Regions from separate parts of the Mus musculus genome. Here region 2 is linked to region 1. The links are chromatin contacts, found by Hi-C or POLR2A ChIA-PET in ENCODE. All regions are on one chromosome and are shown on one strand. The core of a region is the stretch at or near the end of the contact, and the rest is flanking DNA. Distances in the headings are between cores, read along the strand shown.

Region 1 (4,942 bases), core at 1,000-3,499:
CTGATTTTTTGCAGACTATTTTTCTCTCCCAGAGAAAATCTTTTTGTAGAGCCTCCTCCATCTGGACTCACCTCCAGCAGCTTCTGAAGACGCACTGATCTGGGAAAGAGAGACCCTTAGAAGCAGAGGTAGAGCATCTACATTCTGCATTGCCAACAGCGATGCGCGACAATGTAGCGCTCACTCTGGGCTACTGTCCTCTCAGCTGATGATGTGCGACAATGTAGCGCTCACTCTGGGCTACTGTCCTCTCAGCTGATGATGCGCGACAATGTAGCGCTCACTCTGGGCTACTGTCCTTCCAGCTGATGTCCTGCTCACTCTCATTTTGGATTAAAACTGATTCTGAAGAAACAATAGGCTGTCAGCATGGCAAGATGGGTTCAGTCCTAACTGGACTTATTATTAACTTCTTCTGAGAGGGTGTCATTTAACCAACGCTGTCTTTAACTTGTGACCGTCCTAATCAGCTTTCCTAGTGCTGGAGTCACAAATGTGTGATATTACCCCTGGCTCTAACGAGATGTAAACATTTCCTTTTGAGATTTTTTTTTTATTTTAAAAAAAATGTGTATGCCCAGGTGTATGTTATACATCATGTATATGCAGTGTTCTCATAGGTTAGAAGAAGGATCCCCTGGGAGGGTTGTAAGCTGTCATATTCTGATCAGACTTTTAAAGTAGCAAGTTGTTTTGACTCTTGCTTCTTGACTTACACAAGCTTAAGTGATTGTGACAAAGTGAGCTACACCCGTAAACTGAAACATCAGCTTGAAAACCTTTAGGCACCCCTGAAATTCACTCCAGGACAACCCCAAACTTATGGTCCTCCAGCTTGCCGAACCTCCATCTCCCAAGTGTAAGAATTACAGGTATCTGCTACCATGTGCAAATTTATATGGTGCTGAGGCTGGATCATGGCTTTGTGCATACGAGGCAAACCCTCTACCAACTGAGCTATGGTCTCAGCTCACAACTTATACATCTTTGAAAACAAAGATGCTTTCCTATAAACAATGATTAGCAGCCAAATCAAGGTCAAGTGGAACACAATACACTTGTTACAGTCCAGCGATGGAACCCTGGTGAGTCACTGTACCATTGTTTATGTGGCTAGTGAATGCATCACACACACACACACACACACACACACACACACACCCCAGTCAAAGCAATGTGCGACTTCTGTCTTTACAGAGATTTGTTGCTGCTTAACTACAATTAAGGGGCTATAGCCTAAAAGAAAAACAGCAACGGGGAGAAGTTGGGTTCATGCAGAAGAGACTCCCCCTGAATACTACGTAGTTCTAGAACGGAAGGTCCACATTTAAAACTGTTAAGGACAGAAAGAGACAGTACCATTCCTTGGGGAAACTTTGTACACATTATCAAGAGCTAAGAAGCTTGGAATTTTCATGTTGTCAGAGCTAAACTTAATTTTACACCACAGGGCCTCAGATTTCTACTCTAAAAGGAAACAGAAAGCTAAAGGGAAAAAGAAAAGACCACACAGCACATCAGACTCCTCCTTCCTCTTTCCAGTCTCCCTCCTCTGGCCACGCCCTCTCTCCTACCGCAAGACCCTACTGCATGGTAACCTCTAGCTCATGGAAAATGCTTGCAAGAATGCCGAGGTGCTCAGGGATGTAGCTTAGTGGGTAGAGAGCTTGTTTAGCATGCACGAAGCCTTGAGTTTAATCTCCAGCACAGCATCCACAGGGGTAGAGGGTTAGTGGTACATGCCCACAGACCGAGGACCAGGAGATGGACTGTCAGACGTTCAAGGTCATGCTTAGCTATTTAATAAGTTCTAGGCCAGCCTGGGCTACCTCCATAAGACCTCATCTCAATGGGGCAAAAATGTAGGTGATGTAAAGGTTACTGTGATAGTTCTACAAACCACACAAACAATCCTCAGAGAGGTTGAAGAGTTTAGGATTGATTGATTGATTGATTGACTGATTGATCCAGGGAGGATTGGTTGACCCCGACACAGAACACAGGGCTTCTTACTTTTATGACCTTTGCTCTCCTATACCCGAAACAAAACCCAGAGAAAAGTCTGTATGATTTCACACACTGCATAGCTCACACTTCCCATGTTAGCAGATGAAGGCAACATATGGATCTAAGCCATCACAGTTGTAACCTGGTAAAAGAAAATTGTCCTAAAGAGACCTGAACCCAGCGGTGCACTCAATCTGCCGGGGCCCATCCTTAGCTTTGAGTATTATTCGCTCCATTCCCAGATTCCCACCAAATTGGTTAGGTGGCAAAGACTTGAAGAGGTCACAGATTCCTCCTCCTCTGACCAACTCCTGACTCTTGAGTGAGTGTTTGCTCGGGAACCTCAGGCTTTATTTAGCTTCTTAAGCACAGGATCTGTAAAACCACACTTACCATTAGCCTCCCTGACTGAAAGAGCATTTAAGAGTTGAGTTGTAATCTAAGGTTTAAAAACAAAAAACACCAAACCAGATCTGGTAGAAGGAAAAAAAAAAAAAGAAAAAAAAAAAGACCATACAAACCAGTTTTGAAATTTTGAGAAAATTTCCTTTCCTAAAATATACCCGATTACGCCAATGAAGCAGAGCCTGGTAAGGCAAGCCATATGCAGGGATTCGTGGTAAGGCAAGCCATATGCAGGGATTCGTGGTCTGCTGTTCATTACTTCCAACTTCCCAAAATGAAGTCAGGTCTAAGTCTTCTGCCAACGCCACCCATAAGACACTCATTCCCACCGCACCTCCTAAGCTTCAGTCCCCTCCTGTCACCCCAGAAATCTCTGCAGGAGTCTGACAAACCGAAGTGAACTTAGCAGTTTGTTTTCGAAGCATCTGTTGTTCTTATCATCATCACCACCACCACCAACCTGTACCCTCCTCCTCCTCTTCCTCCTCCTCCTCCTCCTCTTCCTCCTCCTCCTCTGCTTTTCAAGACAGGGTCTCTGTGTAGCTCTGGCCATCCTGGAACTCATTCAGACATCTACCTGCCTCTGCCTCCCAAGTGCTGGGATTAAAGGCGTGCGCTACCACCGATCGGTCAAAACATTTTTAAATTCTCCTTTAGACAAAACCGATCACCGATGGCAAGGTGCATGCCAGACTCTACTATACCCTCCCTCGCCTATGACCGCATCTGTGCATAATTCTTAATTTTTTGACTTGTGGTGCTGGGGAAACTGCCGGGGGCTTTCAGAGACGGGTTCTCTGCTCATTATTCTTACAGGGTCTCTGGTTTCTCTACTTTTTTTTTTTTTTTTTTTTTTTTTACTATTTTGAAGATGGAGTCTTGCTACATAGTTCAGGCTAGCCTCAAGATCACGCTTGGCCAGACTGAACCTCCCAAATGCTTAGGGTGGCAGGCAAGCATCCATTTACAGGATCTGGAAGCCTAAGCGTTATTATTTTTGTGTTTCTTAAACCACTTCCTTAGTTTCTTTCACTCAGATCCTCAGAGTGTCTACAATATCACCGAGGCAGTAAATTTCCCCACGCCACTCCCTATGGCTAGAACAATCTCTCTTCATGATGACAGCCACACTCCTCTCAAACTTACATTAATGGGGTTGAAAGGCTTGTTAGCCTCTTTCTGTGGGACAGACAATAGCATACATTATGGTATCAAAACATATCAAGAACATAGTGATCAGACACCATAAAGGCATTTAAAACCGCTCTTGACATTTTCTTGAGCCAACTACCCGGCAGAGGGACATCTATGCATCTCCTCTAGTCCAAGCACACCAGGGAGGTGGGAGCATTCTTTTCTATCTTGGACAACTGAGCAGACGAAGAAATAAACAGGTCACAAGAACTCTTGCACTACCTAATTTGACCCTGAGTTCAGTCACTGGAGAAGCCAGCCTGCTGGCTGGTTGGCACCAAGTCCTCTCCTCTTCGGAAGCATTGTTCATGAGTTTGGAAGGGAGATTTTGGACGACACCACACTATTGCCCCTCTGAGCAAAGGTGCAATCTTTCCCAATCTTGACTTGGTTGGGCATCCCCCATTCCTGAAAGAAGCCCCATGGAAATATAGACAATAAATAGTAAAGCCATGTCAAAGTTCTTCCTTAGGAGGCGCTCTCTACGTCAGTCTCCCAAGTATAAGATTTAGACATTGATTTTACTTAACTTCAATTTTTTTTTTTTTTTTTTTTTTGCTAGGGATGCTGGTACATGCTTTTAATCCCAGCACCTGGGAGGTAGATGTACGTTGACCTATGAGTTCAAGGCCAGTCTGGTCATATCGAGTTCCAGAACAGGGCTATAAAGAGAAACCCTGTCTCACAAAACAAAACGATCAGTTTTTATTAGTGTGTACATTTGCGTCCCTCTATCTGCCACCCCTAGAAGCCAGAAGTGGGTGTCATGGGACTTATAGGCTACTATGAACTATTGCTGTGCCCTCTGGAAGAACAGCAAATGCAGGTGTGAGGACCAAGTCTAAACGTCTAGCTCCCATGTTAAAAAAACAAAAACGAAAAACCCCAAAAAGCCGGGCACAGCGTTGGTGCCTATCATCCTAGCAGTAGCCCTCCAAGACAAGCAGGCAGATACCCAGACACCCCACCCTGTCAGTCTTGTCAAAATGGCAAACTTCCAGTTCAGAGAGACCCCCCTACCTCAAGGCAATAAAGCAGAGACATATAAAGGAAAGTTCTAGAAGTCCTGCTCTGGGGTCCACATACTCACACAAGCTTGCTCACACCCATAAGCAAATACTTAAAAACAAAACAAAACAAAACAAAACAAAATATATTTATGAACCTAGGCTGGCCTTGAACTCCTGAATTCCTGCACCATCTCTTGAGTGCTGGGATCGCAGGCACATGTCACCTCATTCAGTTCTAAGTAGTGTTGGGAATTGAATCCAGGGCTTAGTCCGGTGCGAGGCAAGCACTTTGTCAGCTGAGCTCTACCACTGCACTGGAAGGTATG
Region 2 (4,942 bases), core at 1,289-3,788, 43 kb after region 1:
TGTACTGCACCGTGTGTGTGTGTGTGTGTGTGTGTGTGTGTGTGTGTGTGTGTGTGTGTTGAGGTTCTCCCTCCCATGCAGGGTCCACTGCAGGTTGACAGGCTTGGCAGTGAGTGACTTCTGTATATGTTGGGCCATCTCTCTGCCCTAGAAAATTCTCTTAAAGTCATCTTGGGAAATTCTAGCTTTGCCTTCCTCCTCCTGGCTTTGTGTGAGCTCATTACTTCCATTTATAGTGGCCACTTACCTGGGCCATAAAAATGGCCTGGTCAGAAATTAATTTATAGGTGAAAGTAGAACTTTTTTTTCTCTTAGGTGCTGTTGAATATTATTTTAATAGTATATATATTTTTTCCTACTTAAAAATAGCTTCTAATTTAACCTAGATTTTAACAGAGTCCACTTAGATTTTTCTGCTGTAAATACACCGTTAAAAGGTTGAGTATAACCTCAGCAGAATTTCCAAGCCAGCCTGAAACACCATGTCTCCCATAAAACAAAACAACAGCTGCGAAGTAAATGTATCCCCGAGTTTCCAGCTCCCGAGGAAAAGAGGCTAGGAAGGGTGACGCTAAAACAAGAAACGGAGAGAGCTCAGGCTTCCGGTTCTCCCTTTGTAGCTACACCGGAACATGTGACCATTAGCTGTGGCTGTCAGCCTGTGGACCTTGTGACTGTTGAGTCTTCAAGCAAACTGTGCCGGGCTTTCTGGGTTGCTTTTTTTGCCTTCATCATCTGCATTTTGTAGGTAGCACCTGGAATTTGGAACATAATATACGTTTTTCCTTTTTCTTACATTAAAAAAATTGTTGTGTTCGTATGGATGTTTTGTGTGATAGCATCTGGAACTTGGAATATAACATGCATTTCTCCATTTTATTACATTAAAAATTATTACATATGTATGGTTTTTTTGCCTGTATGTATATCTGTGCAGCAGAGTGGTCTGCTTGTGGAGGCCAGAAGAGGGTGTTAGATACTCTGGAGCTGGAGTTAAACAAACAAACAAAAAACCCCTGTGGTTGAACTGCCATATTGGTGCTGGGAACTGTGCCCAGGTCCTCTGGAACAGTCTCTCCAGCCTCCTTTTGTTACATTTTAAAGGATTGCATCTTTTCTTTTGCAGGGAGGGGTGAGTAGAGACAGGGTTTCTATGTGTAACAAACCCTGGCTGTCCTGGAACTCACTCTGTAGACCAGGTTGGCCTCCTGGGATACACCTGCATCTATCTGCCTCCTGGGTGCCAGGACTAAAAGCTGTGCCATGCAGCTGCCCAGTTTAAAGCATCATTTCTTATTTATCTCATTGCATTCTTTTTTTAAAAAATCTATTTATTTAATGCATATTAGTACACTGTAGCTGTCCTCAGACACACCAGAAGAGGGCATCAGATCCCATTACAGATGGTTGTGAGCCACCATGTGGTTGCTGGGAATTGAACTCAGGACCTCTGGAAGAGCAGCCAGCGCTCCTAACCACTAAGCCATCTCTCCAGCTCCCCCACCCCCCACCCCCATTGCGTTCTTGAATCTCCATTGTAGGTTTTAACAATTTTTTTTCTGGCCTTGGCTAATTTGATATTCACATTTGGTTTGCATGGGAAAGAACCTCCGTTTGGCTTGTCAACGAAAGAAAACATGATCATTATGGTTTAATGTGGTTTAAAAGGTATTTGCTATAAGGACAAGGGAATCAAGCAGGAGTGTGCTATCTGCTTGGTTGGGGTCGGTCTCCACCCCCCCCACCCCCGTTTAGAATGGAATCCCCCTTGTGACAAATAAGCTCTTTTGTTTTTTGAACTTGGCAGTGGAGCTTCCTCTTGGGACTCTCACTGAAGGAGATTTGCTCTCTGTGCTTTCTCGCAGTTGCCTTATTTGTCTGCAGAGTCTGGAGTTCTGACTTCCTTTTCCCCTGAGGCTGCTTGTTAAGTGGAGTTGATCTGGGAAATAATCTTCAAGGTTCCCCAGCGACTGAAATAGAGCGGTGCCTGTGTAGGTGTTGCCTCTGAACGCTAAAGCAGATCTTCAGCTGCAGTAAAGGGCCTCTTCATGGCAGAGACAAAATCTGGGCCTGGTGGTACAGGTCTGCAATCCCAAACCTTAGAAGGCTGAGGCAGGAGGATAATGAAGTTGAGACCAGTGGGCTATAGGAAAATAACTTAGTGGCACCCACTCCCCACCCCCCACCCCCAAAGGAAAATAACTTAGTCGTCCCCCACTCCCCCGCATTTATCCTCCTTCCTCGTAGGCCACAGAGAGGAATAAGAAACCTGAAGTCCCGGTGCTTGCTTTCTTCCTCTTCTGTTTAGTCTAAGCAGTTCTCTATGAAGTAATGGCCTGGTGACTGAAAGAACAGAGAGAAGTATGGGAGGTCTCTGCAGTGCCTTAGTCCTCTTTATGTTAAAATGCCACATAGAGTATTAACACACTACAGTCTCAGGTTTCCGGGAGGCCGATTAAGTGGAGAGGGAGGAAATGGTTAAAAAACTGAGGAGGGCTAAAGCCAGCTGGAGGCTCCTGGTGAGGAGCTCTGTAGGTCTGGTAGGTTGCCACTGTGCTGTGTGGAAGCAGGCTTACATCAGCCAAAGCAAACGTTCCCCTATCTTACTCTGGGTGGTGGCTGTAGCCTACTGAGACTGTGTAACCAGTAGGCTAATTCCCATCTCGTGTGTGTGTGTGTGTGTGTGTGTGTGTGTGTGTGTGTGTGTGTGTATACGTACACTCATGGCTATTGGTGTGTCAGTTCATAAAAGCATGGATTTGGAATGAGGTCATTCTCTGACCCCCAGCTCTGCAGCCCATGGTGTGGCTGCACACATTTTTTTTTTTTTTTTTACCTCTGTCTCTCAGTTTCTTTGTGTTCTCCATATTGGAAGAGTAAACCTTTCTTATAAATGTCAAGCATGGAATAAATGAGTCGATAAACGTGAAATATTCTTGATCCTACTTCACTTTTACAACGTAGTGGTGCTTGGCTGGCAAGCTGGCGGAACACTGCCCCAGGGCCACGGCAGTAGCTGCCAAGGCCTCTGCCTCCTGCTCCTGCCCTAATTCAGCTCAGCTGCTTGTCCTTTGGGATTTGCTCCGTTCGTGGCAACTTTTCTTGGCATGTAAGACAGACAGCCTGCCCTGGCATAGGAAGGCTCTGGAGGTTGTTGGACCATCACTGTCTTCCCCGGTAGCTGGTTACTTCATGGATGCACTCTGAGTTTCCAGCCTGTATGCTCAGCAGCAGTGGCCCTCACTGATGGAATATCAGCCCTCGGGCAGCAACAAGGGTCCACTCTGTCCTTGCTGGCATCTTGGATCCTTCACACTGTAAAATTTTTTGCATTTTCTACCTTCACGGTCTGTTACCTGAAGTCCCATGAACATCTTTGGATCCCTCCTCCCTCTTAGGAATCCAACCTCATTCATTTTACTCCGTATTTGTAGTAGATGACCTTGACATCAGAGATAAAATAGAGGCTGTAAATCTGTCCTCTCTAAAGGTTGTGATATGAGCCATGAATTTGAATCCTGGGTTAGCATTTAAGGAATTCTGTGGCCTTCGTTCTGCAAGGCGGCCTGTCTCTGTCATGGCTATCATAACAGAAAAGGTGTAACGAGTTTCCTGTAGTGACTAGCCCATTGGGTCATCTGATGACAGGTACAGTGAATGCCAGAAGTGACAAGAGGACTGATGCTTTTTGTGTGAGGTGAATCAGCCGCGTGTTAGTTAGGGTAATACTGACTTGGGGGTCTGGAGAAAATGAGGGGAATGTGATTAACACAAGAGAAAGGGAGCCGCCGTGTGGGGGCATGTAGTAAGAGAGAATGGGTGTGAGCCACCGTGTGGGTGCTGGGAATTGAGCTCAGGACCTCTGGAAGAGCAGTCAGTGCTCTTAACCACTGAGCCATCTCTCCAGCCCCAGGAGTGGATGGTTTTTGTAGGTGGAGACATGTGGGCTCTTTGAGATGAGGTCTCACTGTGTAGTCAAGGCTGGCCTCAGACGCAGACTTGCCTCTGCCCTCTGAGTCCTGGGACTAAAGGTGCGCTCCACTAACACTACCCACACAGACAGGCTCATATATTTTGATTGCCTGTGGTGAGTACCGTTAAAATTTCAAGTGAGAGTAAGTTATCAGTTTCAACTAGCTAGTCCTCTCTCATCTGATCTATTGTTCTACATGCATCTCTCATTTCTTTGCTTAGTTGGCTCAAAGACATGTTCAAGTTCCGCTTGCCTTTCGTTGTAAGATTCACACCTTGTAAGACCTGTCTCACTTTGTCATGATGCACCAGTACCCACTGATACACTACCTTCCTCTTCACCACTCTCACCTGTACCTTTCTTCCTGTGTCCCCCTCTCCCCCCCCACCCCCCCCACCCCCCGGTCCCACTAACTGTCCCAGCTCCAGTAATACCTCCTGTTTCACTTCGGCATGGCACTTCTGGGAGCTAGAGAGGTTGCTTTCTGTGTAAACTCGAGGACTCACATCCCCAAGTTAACTAGCTGGGTGTCATGCTTGTAACTCCAGCTCCCAGGGATCCAGTGCCTCCTTCTGGTCTCTCTGCCCAGGCCTAGGTGTGCAGCCTCTGCCCCATTCCACAGGCATACAGTCTGACAGACATAAGCACACGCATGCATCAGGACATTCGTAAAAACAAACAGTGAAACTCTCTACTTGTTTGCCGCGTTTGCATGCTTTAATAAGGCCACATATTCCCTGCTCACTCCTCCAGCCTTGTGGGTTGGAGGCCCCTCCTATGTGTTGTGTGTTGTGTCTACCCATTTAATACCTTCATGTCGGTGCTAAGTCCCAGATTGGAATTTGTATCACACTTACTGTGTGTGCGTGCACCCCATGCCTGTATGGAGGTCAGAGGGCACCTAAGTGGTTGTCAGGCTTGTGCCTTAGTGATCTTTACATGAGGAACAACTAAAAAAAGTTAAAATTT

The links. Hi-C counts contacts between places; a loop is a spot of excess contacts on that map. ChIA-PET counts read pairs that join two places held with the same protein, here RNA polymerase II (POLR2A).
Region 2: a loop to region 1 is called in a map of heart, with 7 times the contacts of the local background. The contact joins two enhancer-like sites. A Hi-C loop is called at or near these places in 1 of 37 maps with a recorded cell type or tissue (heart). POLR2A ChIA-PET finds 5 or more read pairs at or near these places in 4 of 5 experiments (all embryonic stem cell).

The regions. Positions count from the first base shown.
Region 1 is chr10:67,070,522-67,075,463 of GRCm38, forward strand. The region is part of intron 1 of Reep3 (receptor accessory protein 3); the gene reads right to left. Among named protein-coding and RNA genes, the nearest start is that of Reep3, 24 kb to the right of the region's middle. Within about 2 kb of position 2,250, at least 1 of the 3 ENCODE cell types and tissues checked has a DNase peak (open chromatin) inside an H3K27ac peak, as active enhancers do.
Region 2 is chr10:67,113,409-67,118,350 of GRCm38, forward strand. It overlaps a transcript of Jmjd1c not described here. Among named protein-coding and RNA genes, the nearest start is that of Gm46228, 7.8 kb to the right of the region's middle. Within about 2 kb of position 2,539, at least 3 of the 3 ENCODE cell types and tissues checked have a DNase peak (open chromatin) inside an H3K27ac peak, as active enhancers do.